Regions from separate parts of the Homo sapiens genome. Here all the other regions are linked to region 3. The links are chromatin loops, found by intact Hi-C in ENCODE. Cell type or tissue: Caco-2. All regions are shown on one strand. Each heading gives the region's core, and the rest is flanking DNA. Links, peaks and the distances in the headings are about the cores only.

What was found. Hi-C counts contacts between places; a loop is a spot of excess contacts. Peaks named below come from ENCODE experiments on the same cell type or tissue, not always from the same donor. Only the 100,000 strongest peaks of a DNase experiment are listed, where the experiment ranks them.
Region 1: a loop joins it to region 3, with 14 times the contacts of the local background. A loop is called at or near these places in 1 of 110 quality-filtered maps.
Region 2: it touches region 3 in a loop (6-fold over the local background); 1 of 110 quality-filtered maps calls a loop at or near these places.

What each region holds. Positions count from the first base shown.
Region 1 is chr4:68,278,543-68,284,744 of GRCh38, reverse strand. No RefSeq gene overlaps it. Among named protein-coding and RNA genes, the nearest start is that of TMPRSS11B, 36 kb to the right of the region's middle. In Caco-2, for the core only: no CTCF peak of the experiment used is centred there; a DNase peak (open chromatin) is centred at 2,644; H3K4me3 peaks cover 353 bases.
Region 2 is chr4:68,366,247-68,372,448 of GRCh38, reverse strand. No RefSeq gene overlaps it. Among named protein-coding and RNA genes, the nearest start is that of YTHDC1, 19 kb to the right of the region's middle. In Caco-2, for the core only: no CTCF peak of the experiment used is centred there; DNase peaks (open chromatin) are centred at 2,788, 3,488 and 4,393.
Region 3 is chr4:68,730,436-68,736,637 of GRCh38, reverse strand. No RefSeq gene overlaps it. Among named protein-coding and RNA genes, the nearest start is that of UGT2B15, 63 kb to the right of the region's middle. In Caco-2, for the core only: no CTCF peak of the experiment used is centred there; DNase peaks (open chromatin) are centred at 3,327 and 3,667; H3K4me3 peaks cover 179 bases.

The DNA of each region.
Region 1 (6,202 bases), core at 523-5,522, 450 kb after region 3:
AGTACCTTATTTTGGGCCTGGGCATGGAAATGACTTGGCTATATGAAATCATATTAATCACTGACGTTAATGCTTTGTAGTACATCATCAAAGTGTTAACTGTCAGTTCAACAAAATTAAGCATCATCACAATTTTGAATTTTTTAAACAGTTATTACAAAAGTAATAACTTTTGAATTAAGATTGGTCTTTTGATTAAACATTTGAAGGATTTTCAAACTCAGCAATCATGATGATACTCGAAATTTATATTCTAAATTACCACTTCAGATTTTTCTTGGAAGCAGTGTTTAATACTTTGTCATCTAAAAGAAGTTACACTTTTTAAAAATCAGAATTATTTTATTTCTCACAAGCAGATGATTTCATAGACATGCTTTTCTGTAAGTTAAAATATTTAAAACTTTAATAAAATAATGTATAGAACAAATAATATAAGTCAATGCCCTCCAGCACAACTCAAAAAAATTAAGAGGTTATATTAAGTTGGAAAATGAGAGCTAATATAAAAAATAGGTACATAAAACAAAAACAAGTATAGCTCATTAGAAATTTGCTACAATTCTTTGCATTACAATTATAATGATGTTTAACTCTTTCTTAAATATTTAAATTTGTCATTGATAATCTCATTTGTTTAAGAAACTATTTGTGAAACATCAAGGTTACATTTCATACCTTAATTGAATATAAAAGTAAGTACGAGAAATGTGAGTATTCCTATTTACATCAATGTTTTAACAGTTCTCATTACTCACCCTGTCTTGTCCTCATTTCCTTGTCTGTCATATGAAAGGCGTTTAACTATGCGATCTCTTAATCTCTTTAGAATTCCTGCATGCTATAAGGTATTGTCAATAAGGTATTTTTGGAAGGAAACCAAATACCTTAAGATCCAATACTCAGTGGCATAGGTGGATCCCACAGAATGAATGTCTTCATAAGACATGAAAAAAGAAAATACTGAAAACATGAGTAATAGCCAGAGTGATAATAAACAGGAAATAATTTATTAAACACTTATTAATAAAAAATTTAAAAATAAAATTAACTTCTTCATATTTATTTTCTAGTTTTAGAGAGGAAAAGACATACTTTAAGGGGTTGTTGTTGTTGTTTCCTGAGATAAGGTCTTGCTCTGTAGCCCAGGCTGAAGCATAGTAGTACAATCATAGATTACAGTAGTGAGCCTCCTTTCTCAGCCGCCCCAGTGGCTGGGACTACAGGTGCACACCACCATGCCCGGCTAATTTTTTTGTAGTAACAGGGTCTCACTATGTTGCCCAGGCTGGTCTTGAACTCCAGGCCTCAAGCGATCCTCTAGGCTCAGACTCCCAAACACTGGGATTCCAGAAATCAGCCACTGTGCTCAGCCTGGGATGGCACTTTTTAACCCAGAGTCACATTCTTTATGGCCGGAATCAAAGTACCTTATTTCAAATGCAGTTACATATCACAGAGGATTTTTTGATAACTTCCTGGATTGTCACACTGTCCTTTGTTCTGCAGTCTTACACCTATCTCCCCTACTGCCTCTGAAAAATAACAACACCTCTTTTATTATGAGAGACTGCATTTTCTATGAGAAAATACTTGACAACTTTATTATGAAATGATAATATATTTCATGATAAAGTGTGGCCTGTCCTTCCTCTGATTCCAGCATGCCCACTCAATTCCCTGTTGCCCTGCCCTACATATCACTTTCAGTGTGACATCAATGTTTCTTTAAGATAATGTATTTTTCTTTTGCTTCCCTCTCCCTTTCTCACACTTGCTCTTTATTTATTGTGAATGTGTTCCTTCATTTTCTCCTTCTGGCAATCTCACACTCATTTTTCAAGTCTCAAGTCTCATGTCACACAGTACCTTTTTCACGTAGCCTTCACTTACCTCCCCAGTGGGCTTAGGTGCTTCTTCCTCTGAGATCTGAAAGCAATATCAGTGCAGTTTCATGCATGCAATAACTTGTTCATAGAAAACACTTTATCTTTCATTGCCTTATATTGTGCGTTTCTCATCTTATTTCTCAGATGTACAATTAGTAATCTTGCTAAAAATCACACAATCCTAGATCATCCCCAAACCAAAGCCTTTATAACTTATGGTGGAACAATAGCATCTATGAGATGATCTACCGTGGAGTCCCTCCATGGGCATTCCTTTGTTTGCGGACCAACATGATAACATTGCTCACATGAAGGCCAAGGGAGCAGCTGTTATATTGGACTTGAGCACAAAGTCAAGTACAGATTTGCTCGATATATAGAAGACAGTCATATATAACCCTTCATGAGTATAATTTTTTTTTTACTCTATGTGGGGAAAAGAAAGAGAAATCAGACTGTTAATGTGTCTATGTAGAAAGAAGTAGACATAAGAAACTCCATTTTGTTCTGTACTAAGAGAAATTCTTCTGCCTTGAGATGTTGTTAATCTGTAACCCTAGCCCCAACCCTGTGCTTGCAGAGATATGTGCTGTGTTGACCCAAGGTTTAATGGATTTAGGGCTGTGCAGAATGTGCTTTGTTAAAAAAGTGCTTGAAGGCAGTATGCTTGGTAAAAGTCATCGCCATTCTCTAATCTCAAGTACCCAGGGACACAATACACTGTGGAAGGCCGCAGGGACCTCTGCCTAGGAAAGCCAGGTATTGTCCAAGGTTTCTCACCATGTGATAGCCTGAGATATGGCCTCGTGGGAAGGGAAAGACCTGACCGTCCCCCAGCCCAACACCCGTAAAGGGTCTGTGCTGAGGAGGATTAGTAAAATATGAAGGCCTCTTTGCAGTTGAGATAAGAGGAAGGCATCTGTCTCCTGCTTGTCCCTGGGAATGGAATGTCTCGGTGTAAAACCTGATTGTATGTTCTATTTACTGAGATAGGAGAAAACAGCCTTAGGGCTGGAGGTGAGACATGCTAGTGGCAATACTGCTCTTTAATGCACCAAGATGTTTGTGTACATGCACAACAAAGCACAGCACCTTTCCTTAAACTTATTTATGACACAGAGATCTTTGCTCACATGTTTTCCTGCTGACCCTCTCCCCACTATTACCCTATTGACCTGCCACATCCCCCTCTCCGAAATGGTAGAGTGATCAATAAATACTCAGGGAACGCAGACCCGTGCCGGCGTGGGTCCTCCGTATGCTGAGCGCTGGTCCCCTAGCCCCACTTTTCTTTCTCTATACTTTGTCTCTGTGTCTTATTCCTTTTCTCAATCTCTTGTCCCACCTGACCAGAAACACCCACAGGTGTGGAGGAGCTGGCCCCCTTCAATTTACATATTTTACAGGAAGGCCAATGTGGCAATAGTATGGCTGAAAATGAATACAGTAGTAAGTACAAATTTGCTTAATTTTTGTCAGTTAGTTTTTTTCCAGTGGTTTTAGTGAAAAAATTTGTAGGAGGTTTAAGGATAGTGGACAAATTTTGAAATAGCCTCAAGCAGAATGAAAGGAATTACTGAAGTTTGTCACTAAATGATTACAGAAAGCGTTGAGAACAAAGTTGAAGTAGGGAACCATGAATATTATAATTACTAATCTGCAGAGTTATCATTTTCTTTCAGCATGAAAACTTTTCAAATGTTTTAAAGTCTTCTAAAGTGTTTTAGGTTCCAGTAAAGGAACACAACATAATCAATCACTAATTCCCATTACATTTGATGCATCCTGAATTTCCTATGTGAATATTTTGATCCCTTCAATGATAAATAATAAACAACCAGGGATTTCAAATTTACCCAATTAAAACTATTGAAAAAAGAGGATACTGCGTATAAATGTAGGCATATTCTTAGCTCTTTTGGTTGTGGTTTTTTGTCATATCTGAAGAATTATAAAATCACGAAGTATTTTACTTGGAAGAGATAAGTTGGAATTTTCCTGGTTAAAAGGCAAAATTTCTGAAACCAAAAATATTTTGTTTCCAAATTATTCAGTATATACATTAATTTCAGTTATAATATTACTATTATTATTTTTAATCTTTTTATATATATATATATATTTTCCTTCTGTTTCATAATGACCTACATAAAAATACAACATTTTGTTTGAGGGTATATTGGCAATAATAATACACTGAACATGAAATGTTTTTAAAGCTATGTTACTTTAATTTTAGCACAACTGATGTTCATCCTACTGAGTACCACGAGAAGCATGTTTTCTTTTTGTTTTTGAGAAACAAATATATCTTTCACTTAGTGGTTGAATGTAAAAGTACATCTCTCTAGCATAGATGTCTTTCTACACTTGTTGCTTTTTAATAAACCTAATGCTAGTGTACAAAAATGAAAATAATTTTTTTTTGAGACAAGGTCTCTCTCTGTTGCCCAGGCTGGAGTGCAATGGTGCAATCTCACTCACTGCAACCTCTGCCTCCTAGGCTCAAGTGATCTTCCCACCTCGGCCTCCTGAGTAGCTCAGACTACAGGCACATGCCATATGCCACAATAAGTTTTAGTATTTTTTAATTTTGTAGAGACAGGGTTTTGCCATGTTGCTCAGGCCGGTCTCCAACTACTGAACACAAGTAATCCACCCACTCTGGCCTTCCAAAATGCCGGGATTACAGGCCTGAACCACCATGACCAGCTGATAATTTCTCTACTAGCTGATACATATTGAATATTTATAATATGAAAGATATTGTATTAGTTTTTTAATGTATTAAGTAATTTCTTCATTTCCCCATTAAATTATAAAAATATAACAGGATTAGTACCCACTCTCAAAAACCCAGTTCTCCCACTCTGTTTTTCAAATAAGAGGAAATGATCTCCATTGATATTGCTGTAGTGCCATTCTATAGCATTTTGTGGTTCAACGTTTGCAAGCCATATCCCCATTTACACCTGTTTTCATTATCTGTCAGTTTATAATCAATTTTTTTTTTTTTTGAGACAGAGTCTTGCTCTGTCGCCCAGGCTGGAGTGCAGTGGCACAATCTCGGCTCACTGCAACCTCTGCCTCCTGGGTTCGCGCCATTCTCCTGTCTCAGCCTCCTGAGTAGCTGGGACTACAGGCGCCTGCCAGCATGCCCGACTAATTTCTTTTTGTATTTTTAGTAGATATGGGGTTTCACCATGTTAGCCAGGATGGTCTCGATCTCCTGACCTCGTGATCTTCCCGCCTCAGCCTCCCAAAGTGCTGGGATTGCAGGCGTGAGCCACCGCGCCCGGCCTCATAATCATTTCAATAGTAGAAAGAGATGCAACTGCAATGCCTCAAAGTAAAATGTTGAGCACTTTCCAGATGCTAAAATAAGAATACTAACAAGAAAAACAATAATTACAATACCAAACATTAAGTAAGAGTCTACTATATAATAGAAGTCTACTACATAATAAGAATAATTTTAAGTATTTTATGAATCAATACATTATTGCTCACAATAATCAAATAAGAAATATACTTTTCCTATGTGTTACACTGAATAAAAAACTGAGGAACAGAGAGAGTAATAAAAACAGATAAGACAACCCACCTTCTCATATTTAAAACTTAATTCACTGTTATAAGGTCAACATCAAATCCTGGTCAGTACTAACTCCTGATTAGCCCTATCTGGATGTGGCCCTGCACCTCATCACAAACTTGCCTTCTACCTCTGGATTTTGATACTGTTTTGAACCTTGTATAGCCTTGAAGAAAGTCAAACCTGGAAGTTATACTTCCAGACATCTAGACTACAGTGGTATTACTGTGAGGATAGACAGATATATCTATAGAAGAGAGGTCGGAGACCAGAAACTGACACATACATCTAGTCACCTAATTTTATGACAACTACACAACTACAATTTACTGGGCAAACAATTTTGCTTTTCAACAAGTGATTCTGAATTAATAGAATATACTGTTGATATGGTTTGGCTCTGAGTCCCCACTCAAATCTCATCTTGAATTGTAATTCCTGCATGTCCAGAGAGGGATCTGGTGGGAGGTGATTGGATCATGGGGGCAGTTTCTCCATGCTGTTCTTATGATACTCAGTGAGTTCTCACAAGATCTGATGGTTTTAAAGTGTTTGGCAGTTCACCCCCTCTCCTTTTCTCTCTCTTGCTGCCTTGTGAAGAAGGTGCTTGCTTCTTCTTCACCTTCCACCGGGATTGTAAGTTTCCTGAGGCTTCCTCAGCCACGAGTAACTGTGAGTCAATTAAACCTTTTTTGTTTATAAGTTACCCAGTCTCCAG
Region 2 (6,202 bases), core at 561-5,560, 360 kb after region 3:
TCACATAGCTCTTGGTTCAAGTTTGAGTTCCTTTATTACTTTAGTTAACCTAAGTGTCTTTTTTTTCTTTCTTATTATGTTGACACTTCAGAGAATAAATTTCATTTTTAAAGATGTTTTATAATGGCATCTTTTAAAATGAGATTATAGGCCAGGCGCAGTGGCTCACGCCTGTAATCCCAGCACTCTGGGAGGTCAAGGTGGGCTGATCACCTGAGTTCAGGAGTTCAAGGCCAACCTGGCCAACATGGTGAAACCCCATCTCTACTAAAAAATATTTTAAAAATTAGTGTGGTGTGGTGGTGCACACCTGTAGTCCCAGGGAGTGCTGAGGCAGGAGAGTCGCTTGAACCTGGGAAGTGAAGGTTGCAGTGAGCCAAGATTATGCCACTGCACTCCAGCCTGGGCAACAGAGCGAGACTCCATCTCAAAAAAATGTATAAATAAATAAATAAGGATTATAATAGCAATTTACTTATAGGGCTATTATAGATTAAATGAGCTAATGCATGCATTTAAATTTTAGCATGGAAGGGTCTAAGGCCCTAAGTGTATGTAAATAGTGAAGAAATTGACCCAAACTGAACTTTTTATCTTTCCTCCGATACTGAGTATTCTGTATTCATTATCTGTGATTATGATGAGGACATCTTTTAGATCAGCAGTCCCCAGCCTTTTTGGCACCAGGGACCAGTTTAATGGAAAACAATTTTTCCATGGACAAGAGAGATGAATGGTTTCCAGATGAAACTATTCCACCTCAGATCATCAGGCATTAGTTAGACTCTCATCAGGAGCTTACAATGTAGCTCCTTCACATGCACGATTTGCAATGGGGTTCACGATCCTATGAGAATCTAATGCCACCACTAATCCAACAGGAGGTGGTGCTCAGGTGGTAATGCTCACTTGCTTGCCTGCTGGTCACCTCCTACTATGCAACCCAGTTCCTAAAGACCATGGACCAGAATCTGTGTCATGGGGGTTGGGGACCCCTGTTTTAGATGCTTTTTTTTTTTTTTTTGAGACGGAGTCTCACTCTGTCGTCCAGGCTGGAGTGCAGTGGCACGATCTCAGCTCACTGCAACCTGCACGTCCAGGGTTCAAGGAGTTCCCTGCCTCAGCCTCCCTAGTAGCTGGGATTATAGGCTCCCACCACCACGCCCAGATAATTTTTGTATTTTTAGTAGAGACGCGGTTTCACTGTATTGTTCAGGCTGGTCTTGAACTCCGGACCTCGTGATCCACCTGCCTCGGCCTCCCAAAGTGCTGGGATTACAGGCGTGAGCCACTGCACCTGGCCTTAGATGCTTCTTGAGAACATTTGTTATTTACCTCTCTGAGCTGGGTATAATTTTGATTCTTTTAAATTAAGCCATGAGAAGAAAATGTCAGAATAGCAATAATATTACCTACTACTCAGGGATTTAATAATATTTAGAAAATGTAAACTAAAATGGTTGTTACTAACAGCAATTTCCGCCTCAGAAGACATATACAAGCAGTCAGAACACTTCTCTCTTTTGAAGCAATCATCTAGTCATATTCCAAGACCTGACCACTTATTGTGGGCAAAACTTTGTGTCTTCTCTCTTCTCTCTAAAAAATAGAGCCACAGTAAAACTACTGCCAATAATGGTAACAATGTTATTATATTAATTTATATGTTATGTTATTATTATTGTAGCTACTTTTTTGTACTTACTGCTATATGCCAGATAACACCCATGCTTTATCTGCTAAATCTGCCCAGTGACTCTCTGAGGTAGATATTTTGATTCCCATGTACTGTCACAGAGGAGGACACAGAGTACAAAGAGGTTAACTTGATTAATACAATCAACTGAATAGCTCCTAAGTGGCAGAGTCTGGATTCGAACAGAGAGCCCCGATTCTGGAGTTCTTAAAGAGATATAGATAAAATCTTGAAGAGTTCAGCTGCCCACCAACCTAATCTAATCACTAAGTGTTTTATTAATTTCAAACAGGTGAATGGAGTCCCTTGAATTGCTTATCACTTGTTTGTTGTTGTCTTTTTTTTTTTTTTTTTTGAGATGGAATCTCCATCTGTTACCCAGGCTGGAGTGCAGTGGTGCGATCTCGGCTCACTGCAAACTATGCCTCCTGGGTTCAGGCCATTCTCCTGCCTTACCCTACTGAATAGCTGGGATTATAGGTGTCTGCCACCATGCCTGACTAATTTTTGTATTTTTAGTAGAGACAGGGTTTCACCATGTTGGCCAGGCTGGTCTCGAACTCCTGACCTCAGATAATCCATTCTCCTTGGCTTCCCAAAGTGCTGGGATTACACGCGTGAGCCACTGAACCCGGCCATTGTTGTTGTCTTTTTTTTTTTTTTTTGAGACAGAGTTTCTCTCTTGTTGCCCAGGCTGGAGTGCAGTGGTGCCATCTTCGCTCACTGCAACCTCCACCTCCCGGGTTCAAGCGATTCTCCTGTCTCACCTGGGACTACAGGCACGCACCACCATGCCTGGCTAATTTTGTATTTTTTAGTAAAGATGGGGTTTCTCCATGTTGGTCAGGCTGGTCTCAAACTCCCAACTTCAGGTGATCCGCCTGCCTCAGCCTCCCAAAGTGCTGGGATTGCAGGCGTGAGCCACCGCGTTTGGCCCTGTTGTTGTCTCTTGAGGCAAGGTCTCACCTCTGTCTCGCAGGCTGGAGTGCAGTGGCACGATCACAGCTCACTCCATCCTCCCACCTCAGCCTCCCAAATAGCTGGGACTACAGTCATGCAACACCACACCTGGCTAATTTTTTAAATTTTTGTGGAGACAGAGTCATGCAGTGTTGCCTAGGCTGGTCACAAATTCCAATCAATCCTCTTGCATCGTCCTTCCAAAGTGCTGGCATAATAGGCATGAGCCACAGCTCTCCCAGACACTTGTTAAAATGGCAGATTGCCAGGCCCCACGAAGAGCCTCAAATCTGATATCTGGGATTAAGACTAGAAATCTGCACTTTGGACAAATTTTCCTTGTGAATCATATACACCGTATAGTTTGAGAACTTCTGATCGAAAGGATGAATTTCAAACTCCCTACTTGTACATTAAAAACAATGCCTTGGGCAGTGCCTGCTTTGTAATAGATGCTGAACAAATACATGTGGGAAAAAACCCAAGGAGCCAGGAAGAGAAGAAAGCAAGGATGACTAATCAGGCTACTTAATTTTTGGATAAAATTAAGTCTTAAGATGAAGGAAAGGAGGATAGACTAGATCCTCTACAGACATTTTGCACATATTAATTTCAAACTTCAGTCAGCTTTCTGCCATATTTTTCTTTCTCCAAAAGGTTAGGAAGCCCTTGAAAAACAAATACAATGATTAACTAAGTGTACATTTAACCACCGAATTTCTAAATGCCTTTCATTCTTTTCTTCTTTTTATTACAACTTTCTCTGCTTGCACTGGCATGCAAACTGGTTATGCTGGTCAAATGAGTCAATTCAGAGGAAAGCGTTAATTTAGATGAGAGCGTGTTTGTGTTGAAATCTTCCAGAGGCACACATAGTCACACGTGCACAAAAAATGTGGCTTCATATCTGTGTTCCAGTCAGTCTAAACAATTTTTTAAATATTCCTGGAAATTTGTCCTGGAAGCTGCTTTAGAAAGTTTGGCACAATTAAGTCCAGACTTACCCAAGTAAGAAGTTCCCTTTCGATTTTTCAACCACTTCCTTCCCCTTATCCCCACCACTGGTTAAAAAGAAAAAAAGAAAAAACAGTGATATACTTCTACCACATTCCACTATTTAGAATAATAGAAAATTAGAGCTAAAACTACTAAAAGCCATGCTTAAAATTTTTATAGCATTTAATGCTTGTAAAGGTAGTTTCATTTCACATGCACAGCTCATTTGATCTTCACAATAACTCTGTGGTTGACATTTTATAGATGAAGAAATCGAAGCCATGTGACGTGCCCAAAGTCAAGGAAAGTTCAAGCTCCATATCGTTTTTCTTTTTTTCCTTTCTTTCCTTTTTTTTTTTTTTTAATTCTTTTTAGACAGGGTCTCATTCTATTGCCTAGGCTGAAGTGCAATGATATGATCCTGGCTTATATCAGCCTCCACCTCCTGGACTCAGGGAATCCTCCCGCTTCAGTCTCCCAAGTAGCTGGGACTACAGGCATGTGGCACCATGCCCAGACAATTTTGCAGGGGGTGTTTTTTGTAGAGATGGGGTGCAGGGGTCTGTCCTGCAGACCCTGACCCAATGACAGATGAATAACGTGCACTGACACAGATATTCTGCTTTGCCAGTCTGGCTGAGCATCCAGACCACTTACAGACACCAAGAAGAGTGCTGTAAATAGTTGGAACCTCCAGCCTAGACACAGCAAGACTCACATTCATTCAGTAAAGATTAATTGACAAAGGCTTGAGTCAACACCACTAGAGGGTAATTGACATTGCGGACCTCCCGAGTAGAAAGCAATTAAGCACACTAAGATTAGTCTTAGGACCACATGAGTAAACAAGCTAGTTAGATAAACTCCCCCACATTCCTTTGTATCTACTTTAACCTATTTAACTAAAGGTAAAGGGACTAGGCTGCCTTCAGCTAGATCTATTACTGAAGTTATGCAAACTCTCAGGCCTTCCAAGAGGGTTTGTGGCTATGATAACTAAAATTTTTCCCACCAGCCTGACTGAACCCCCACAATGGGGTTTCCCCATTTTGCCCAGGCTGGTCTCAGAACACCTGGGCTCAAGTGATCCACCCCACTGAGCCTCCCAAAGTGCTGGGATTACAGGCATGAGCCACTGCATCTGGCCATGAGTCCAATTTCTTACTGGACAAAGGAGAAAATATAGGAACAGAGAGAATAATTTATATAGAGTTGATTGAATGCTGGTCACTGGTAGAATCCAGAGCTGTTGATATCTTCTGTTTATTCTTTTTTTTCTTCTCTTTACTAAATACTTCTTTGATAATTTTGATGTGACAGGCATTCTGCTGGGGCTCCATAGTAACTTAAAATGTATCTATAATTATAATTGTTGTAATGGAGACAAGTACAAATGCAGTGAGAATGTAACTAATAAATGCAGGTTAGTCACTCAATGCTTGCAGAGCCCAATTAACAAAAGCGAGGTCTGGTATAAACAAAGTGATTTATTTCCCAAGCTAGCTTAGGGGAAGAAGCACAGGAGTCTTGACTTTAAATGTACTACTTTGTTTCTGGAGCAAAAGCAGGCACTTACTTTCTTTTTCCTTTTTTTGTTTTTTCATTTTCTTTTTTCTTTTTATTTTTTTATTTTTTTATTTTACTTTAAGTTCTGGGATACATGTACAGAACGTGCAGGTTTGCTACACAGGTATATGTGTGCCATGGTGGTTTGCTGCACCTACGGACCCATCCTCTAAGTTCCTTCCCCTCATCCCCAACTTCCCAACAGGCCATGGTGTGTGTTGTTCCCCTCCCTGTGTCCATGTGTTTTCATTCTTCAACTCCTACTTATGAGTGAGAACCTAAAGCAGGCACTTTTAAAAGGCAGGAGAGGAAGTGAGCAAGGTGAGGGGTCTGCATGTTAGCTTGGTCCCTTACATACCAGGAGGTCAAGCTGGTGACTTCTGGCATTTTTGTGGGCAGGACTATGATAAAAACTCCCTAGCTGGGAGACAGTAGCGGACATGTTTTTCAATTGTTATCTCTTGAGGTAACCCTCTGGTGGGTGAGAGTTCCATAGCAGGCATGCTTTGGTCTATAAATCGACTGTTAACTCTCAAAGAGAGTTCCGTCTTAGAGTGCATAGATGAACTTACCCTGTAGGGAGCGTCTGGTGAAGGGGATGGTAAAAGGCTATATTGTCATTACTAAAAGACTAAGTAGAAAGTGGAGAACAGGGGTGTATCAGTCCATTTTCACACTGCTATAAAGAACTACCTGAGACTGGGTAACTTATTTTAAAAAAAAGGTTTAACTGATTCACAGTTCTGCATGGCTGGGGAAGACTGAGGAAACTTACAATCATGGTGGAAGGTGAAAGAGAAGCAAGCACCTTCTTCACAAGGTAGCGGGAGAGAGAGCATGAAGGGGGAACTGCCACACACTTTTAAACCATCAGATCTGGTGAGAACTCAGTCACTATCATGAGAACAGAATGGGGGAAACTGCCCCTATGATCCAATCACCTCCCACCAGGTCCCTCCCTTGACATGCAGGGATTACAATTCA
Region 3 (6,202 bases), core at 657-5,656:
GTTTGTCTTTTTCAGGCCAAAATCATTTAGAGCTCTTTCTGCAGACATTACACATAACACACACGCAGACAGGCAGGAGAAAACCCAGTTCCTGGGTGGGGTTTTATAAGAGCCAGGCCAAGGAAAACATGCAGATATCAAACCTGAAAAAGAGTCAGTCCCTAAGGCAGGATAAGCCCCTACTTTGTGCAACAAAATGCACAGTGCAGGTGAGTGTGGCTGTTTCCTGCCAATTAAGTGAAGCCCAAGCTCCCTGGTTCATGGATAAAAGCCTTGTTAGTATCCATGGCATAGATGAGGTCTAGGGACTCCCAGACTACTGAAAGCAGGGGAGATAGGGTGTATGTGGGTAAGTGGGTAAGAGTGAATGTTCTCACCCCCTAGGCCCCACTGGTTCATGGGTGCATGTTGCTTTGACACCTGTTTCAGCACATACCAAGGTTACCAGCACTCGGGGAAGCAAGGACGGAAGAAGAAAAGAGGATGCTCTTTCTCCCTCATGTACCCCAGGTATCTGCTAGAAAGAGAAGAGAACTAGGGACACCTGCCACCCTCTTCCTAGGTGAGTAGCCATTCACCTTCAGTCTGTACCCATTTTGAATGCATCATGACCCCCTGGGACTTCTTTAAAAGGTGCCTTCTTTTTCCTTTCTTCTCCTCTGTTCTCTCTTCACGGATAGGTAATTATGTCTCCGTATTCTGGGACATTCCCCTCAGATGCATCTTCCAAACTGGAAAGAGTTAACTTTCCAAACCTTAAGCTGGTTGGCTAAAGATTGGGCCCAGAAGAAGGGAACCCAGAAGACCAACATGCCAGCAAAAGGGTATTTTACCAGTCTGGCTTTTGGCCTTTCTCTCCCTGTGCAAAGTGATAAAAGGCCTCAGAATTTTTGAGCTATCCTTACTCCTCCCCTTGTTTCATTTTGATACATGTTTTCTAATAACCTAGTTTGTCTGTTCTTGCCTTCAGGGCATCAAACTCCAAACAATAATGCAAGCAGAGTCTCTGACAATGGCCCTTTCTGCTGGGGGAACTCTTAGATAGGCCTGTGAGTGAGCTCTGACCACCATTTCCCAAAAACAGCACCCCTTGTCAGCAGGAAGCAGTAAAGATTGATCTTCCTTATGCTCTTTCAAATAGCATTCAGATGTACTTCTTTACAAGGGGGAAAGAGACAGCCAGGTAGGAGGTGGTCCCCAGAGAATCTCCAAAGAGCTTGAACACTGAGAAAAATGTTCACTGGGGTGGAACCTCAGCAAGTTTGTGCCATTTGCAGTGGGGAAGAGCCAGGCCCCTCCTCTTTCTGTGTGGAAGCTGGGATTCAAGCTTTGAGCAGGAAGCACTCTAGCAGGGGGACTCTGGCCTTTCAGAGTCCTCGACATTCAAACCATCTGTGAGCCTAAATTTTTGTGGCCATGGGACAGACAAGGATCCCATCTTTAGCTGAACTAAGGAAAAGTCCTGAGACTCCACCACCAGACCCATCTTGCAAAAAATGCTAATGGGAGCTCTTCAGTCAGAAAGAGTAAAACACTATCATGCAAAAAGTAACTTTTCAAGGTATAAAAACAAGTGGTAAAATTGAGTACATGCAAAAACCCAGAATAAGCTAGTACTGAATTTGTGTTCTGCATTTCACCTATCCCAGAAAACATAACAACTATAGCAACCGGTTAAGAAACAGATGATATACAAATATGTAAATCAAGATAACTATGAGTCAAAATGGGTAGGTGATTGAGTTAAAGTATATACATTTTCTGTGACTTTTGCCCTTATTTATTTTATAATTTTATTTGCAATCTAAGTTGTGATCTCTTTAAAATAACATGCCATATCTCTAAAATGGTTTTCTGTAAGTCTACTGGTAACCACAGTTAAGAAATCTATCATTGATGTACTTAAAAAGCAGCAACTTGAAATATACTACCAGAGACAATCACCTAATTATGAAGAAAGACAGGAAGGAAGGAAGAGAGGAGTCTAAAAACAAACAGTAAACAATCAACAAAATGGCTCTAGTAAGCCTTACTTGTCAATAATAAAAATGGATGTAAATTGTCTCAGTTCTCAGTTAAAAGACATAGAATGGCTGAATAAAGAATCATGCTGCCTTAAAGAAACCCACTTCACTTATAAAGCCATACATAGACTGAAAGTGAAGGGATGGCAAAATATATTCCATGCAACTAGAAACCAGAAAAGTACAGGTGTAGTTATAAACAGATTACAAATCAGACGGGAAAAAAAAAACAAAAAACAAAGACAGTAACTACATGATAATGAAGGGGTCAGTTTAGCAAGATTTAGTCATTATACTTACCAAAACCTGAGCTCTCAAGCATGTAAAGCAAACATTAACAGACCTAAAGGCAAAACTAGCATGCAACACAGCAATAGTAGGAGACTTTAACACCCCATTCTCTGTAATGGAAAGATTATCCAGGAAGAAAATCAACACAGAAACATCAGAGTTAAAGTACACACTAGATATGAAGGGCCTAACTGACATATACAGAAAGTTTCACATAATTGCTGTAGAATAGACATTCTTTTTATTAGCACAAAAAATGTCTCCCTTAATTCTATGATAGGCTACCAAACAAGCCTGTACAAATTCAAAAACACAAGTATCATATGAAGTATATTTTCTGACCACAATGAAATAAAACAAAAAATAAATTAAAAGAAGAATCTGGAAAACAGACATGAACACATGGAAATTAAACATACTGCTAAATGACAAACATGTCAATGAAGTTATTAAGAAGAAAATTTAAAAATTTTGTGAGACAAATGAAAATGGAAGTACAGCATACCAACATCTATGGAAGATGGCCAAAAAAACTGTAAGAAGAAAGTTTCTTGTAACAAACATCTGTATCAAAAAAGTTGAAAGACTTCAAATAACCTAATCCTATACATCAAAGAACTAAAAAAGCAGGAACAAACCAAACCCAAAGCTAATAGAAAGAAAGAAATTATAAAGACCAGAACACAGTTAAATAAATTTGAGGCTAAAATAAACACAATACAAAAGATCTATGAAACAAAAAGTTGTTTTTTTGTGAAGATGATGGAGAAGAAAAGAGAAAATCAGTTAAGTAAACAATTAAGGCTGGTCCTCAAAAATGCTGCCTTCCTGAAAACTCACAACTACAGGAAAAATAGAGCAGCTTGGGGAAAAACTCAGACTGCAGAAGCTGCCTGCCTAAAAAAAAAATCACAGCTACAGTGCACCTGCACAGATAAGCCACAGATAAGCAGGCAAGGCATGCAATGTCCAGCATAGAAACCCTTTGCTCTTTGTATGATTAGTAAGCTCCCAGGAAAAAGTGTCCTCCCCTTTTCAGACATGTACACAGTGGGCTCCATGGGAATTTGCAAAGAGAGGAGGGGGGTGTACCTAAAACAAACCCATCATTATACAAACGCAAGAAACAGCACTTTGTGCTTTCCTGGAGACATATCCACAATGACAGAGAATAACTGGGAGATATGCAGGCGGTTTTATAGATAAGAAAAGTTACTCAGTTACAGAGATGAAACTATGCAGGCAGTTTTATAGATAAGAAAAGTTACTCAGTTACAGAGATGAAAGCAGTTCCTCATAAGAGCTTTTGAATACAACCGTAACACAGCAACCATCAGGGAACCCTCTCCACTGCCGAGAGCTTTGTTTTTTTGTTATTAAATTTTTGCTCCAACCTCACCCTTTGTAACCACGCTTCTTAATTTTTTTGGTCCTGAGATCACAAGCTCTGATAACACCTTAGACAACCAGACCAGTGACCCTGACTTGTTTCAAAGATCAATGATGTTAACAAACCTTTAGCTAAGTTAAGCAAGAAAAACATAGACAAGATGCAAATAAAAACCATCAGAAATGGAAAAAGAAGAGACATAAAAACTGAGACCAAAATAATACAAAACTATTAGAATTGTTATGATAAATTAATAGTAAACCTAGAAGAAATATATGAATTTCTGGACTCAAAACTTACTAAGATTGAACTATAAAGCGGTTGAAAACATCAAACAAATAATAATGGGCAAGGGATTGAAGCTGTTATTGAAGTAATAAAATGTCTTTCATCAAAATAAAAAGGTTCAGAAACTTATGATCCCACTTTTGAATTATACCCAACATGTAACAGCTTGATACCAATCTGACTCAACCTTTTCAAAAAAAAAAAAGAAAAGAAAAAGAGAAATAAAAAAAAAAGGGAATAATTCAAACTCATTCTATGAGGATAATGTTACTCTTACACAAAAACAAAGCATGGGCATAACAAAACAATAAAACTACAAGCCAGTATCACTGATGAGTATTGATATGGTTTGGCTCTGTGTCCCCACCCAAATATCATCTTGAATTGTACTCCCATAATTTCCATGTGTTGTGTGAGGGACCCTATGGGAGTTAATTTGAATCACGGGGACTGTTTCTTCCATACTGTTCTCATTATAGTGAATGAGTCTCATGAGATCTGATGGTTTTATCTGGGGTTTCCACTTTTGCATCTTCCACATTTTCTGTTGCTGCTACCATGTAAGAAGTGCCATTCACCTCCTGCTCTGATTCTGAGGCCTCCCCAGCCATGAGGAACTTTAAGTCTAATTAAGCCTCCTTTTCTTTCTTTTCTTTTTTTTTTTTTTTTGAGACAGAGTCTCGCTCTGTCCCCCAGGTTGGAGTGCAGTGGCGCGATCACGGCTCACTGCAAACTCTGCCCCCCGGGTTCATGGCATTCTCCTGCCTCAGCCTCCCGAGTAGCTGGGACTACAGGTGCCCACCAAGGCGTCTGGCTAATTTTTTGTATTTTGAGTAGAGATGGGGTTTCACCGTGTTAGCCAGGATGGTTTCAATCTCCTGACCTCATGATCTGCACGTCTTGGCCTCCCAAAGTGCTGGGATTACAGGTGTGAGTCACCACGCCTGGCCAAGCCTCTTTTTCTTCACAGTATCTGGTTTGTCTTTATCAACAGTGTGAAAACAGAAAAATAGAGTAAATTGGTACTAGTAGGGTGGGGCATTGCTGAAAAGATACCCAAAAATGTAGAAGCGACTTTGGAACTGGGTAATAGGCAAAGATTGGAACAGTTTGGAGGGCTCAGAAGAAGACAGAAAAATGAGAGAAAGTTTGGAATTTCATAGAGACTTGTTGAATGACTTTGACAAAAGTATTGGAAATGGTATGGACAATGAAATCCAGGCTCAGGTTGTCTTAGATAGAGATGAGGAACTTGTTAGGAACTAGAGCAGAGGTGATTCTTGTTATGTTTTAGTAAAGAGACGGGTGGCATTTTGCCCCGGGCTAGAGATTTGTGAAACTTTGAACTTGAGAGAGATGATTTAGGGTATCTGACAGAAGAAATTTCTAAGCAGCAAAGCATTCAAGAGGTGACTTGGGTGCTGTTAAATGCATTCCTTTTTGAAAGGAAAGCAGAGCATAAAAGTTTGGAAAATTTGCAGCCTAATAATGCAATAGAAAAGAAAATCTTATTTTCTGAGGAGAAATTCAAACTGGCTGCATGTATTTGCATTAGTAATGAAAAGCTGAATGTTAATCCTCAAGACAATGGGGAAAATGTCTTCCAGGAATGTCAGAGACCTTTGCAGCAGCCTCTCCCATCACAGACCCAGAGGTCTAGGAGAAAAAAATGGTTTCCTAGGCAGGGCTCAGGGTCCACATGCTGTGTGCAGTCTAGAGACTTGGTGCCTTTCATCTCAGCCACTCCAGCCGTGGCTGAAATGGGCCAATGTAGAACTCAGACCATGGCTTCAGAGGGTGGAAGCCTCAAACCTTGGCAGCTTCCACATGGTATGGAGCCTGCAGTACATGGATGTCAAAAATTGGGGTTTGGGAACCTCCACCTTGATTTTAGAAGATGTACGGAAACTCCTGAATGTCCAGGCAGAAGTTTGCTACAGGGGTGAGACCATCATGGAAAAACTCTGCTAAGGCAGTGTGAAAGGAAAATGTGTGCTGTGAGCCCCCACAGAGAGTCCCCACCAGGGCACTGCTTATTGGAGCAGCAAGAAGAAGGCCACCATCCTCCAGACCCCAGAATGATACATGCACAAACATCTTGGACCATGCAACTGGAAAAGCCATAGACACTCATTGCCAGCCCATGAAAGCAGCCAGGGTGGAGGCTGTACCCTGCAAGGCCACAGGGACTGAACTGCCCAAGACCATT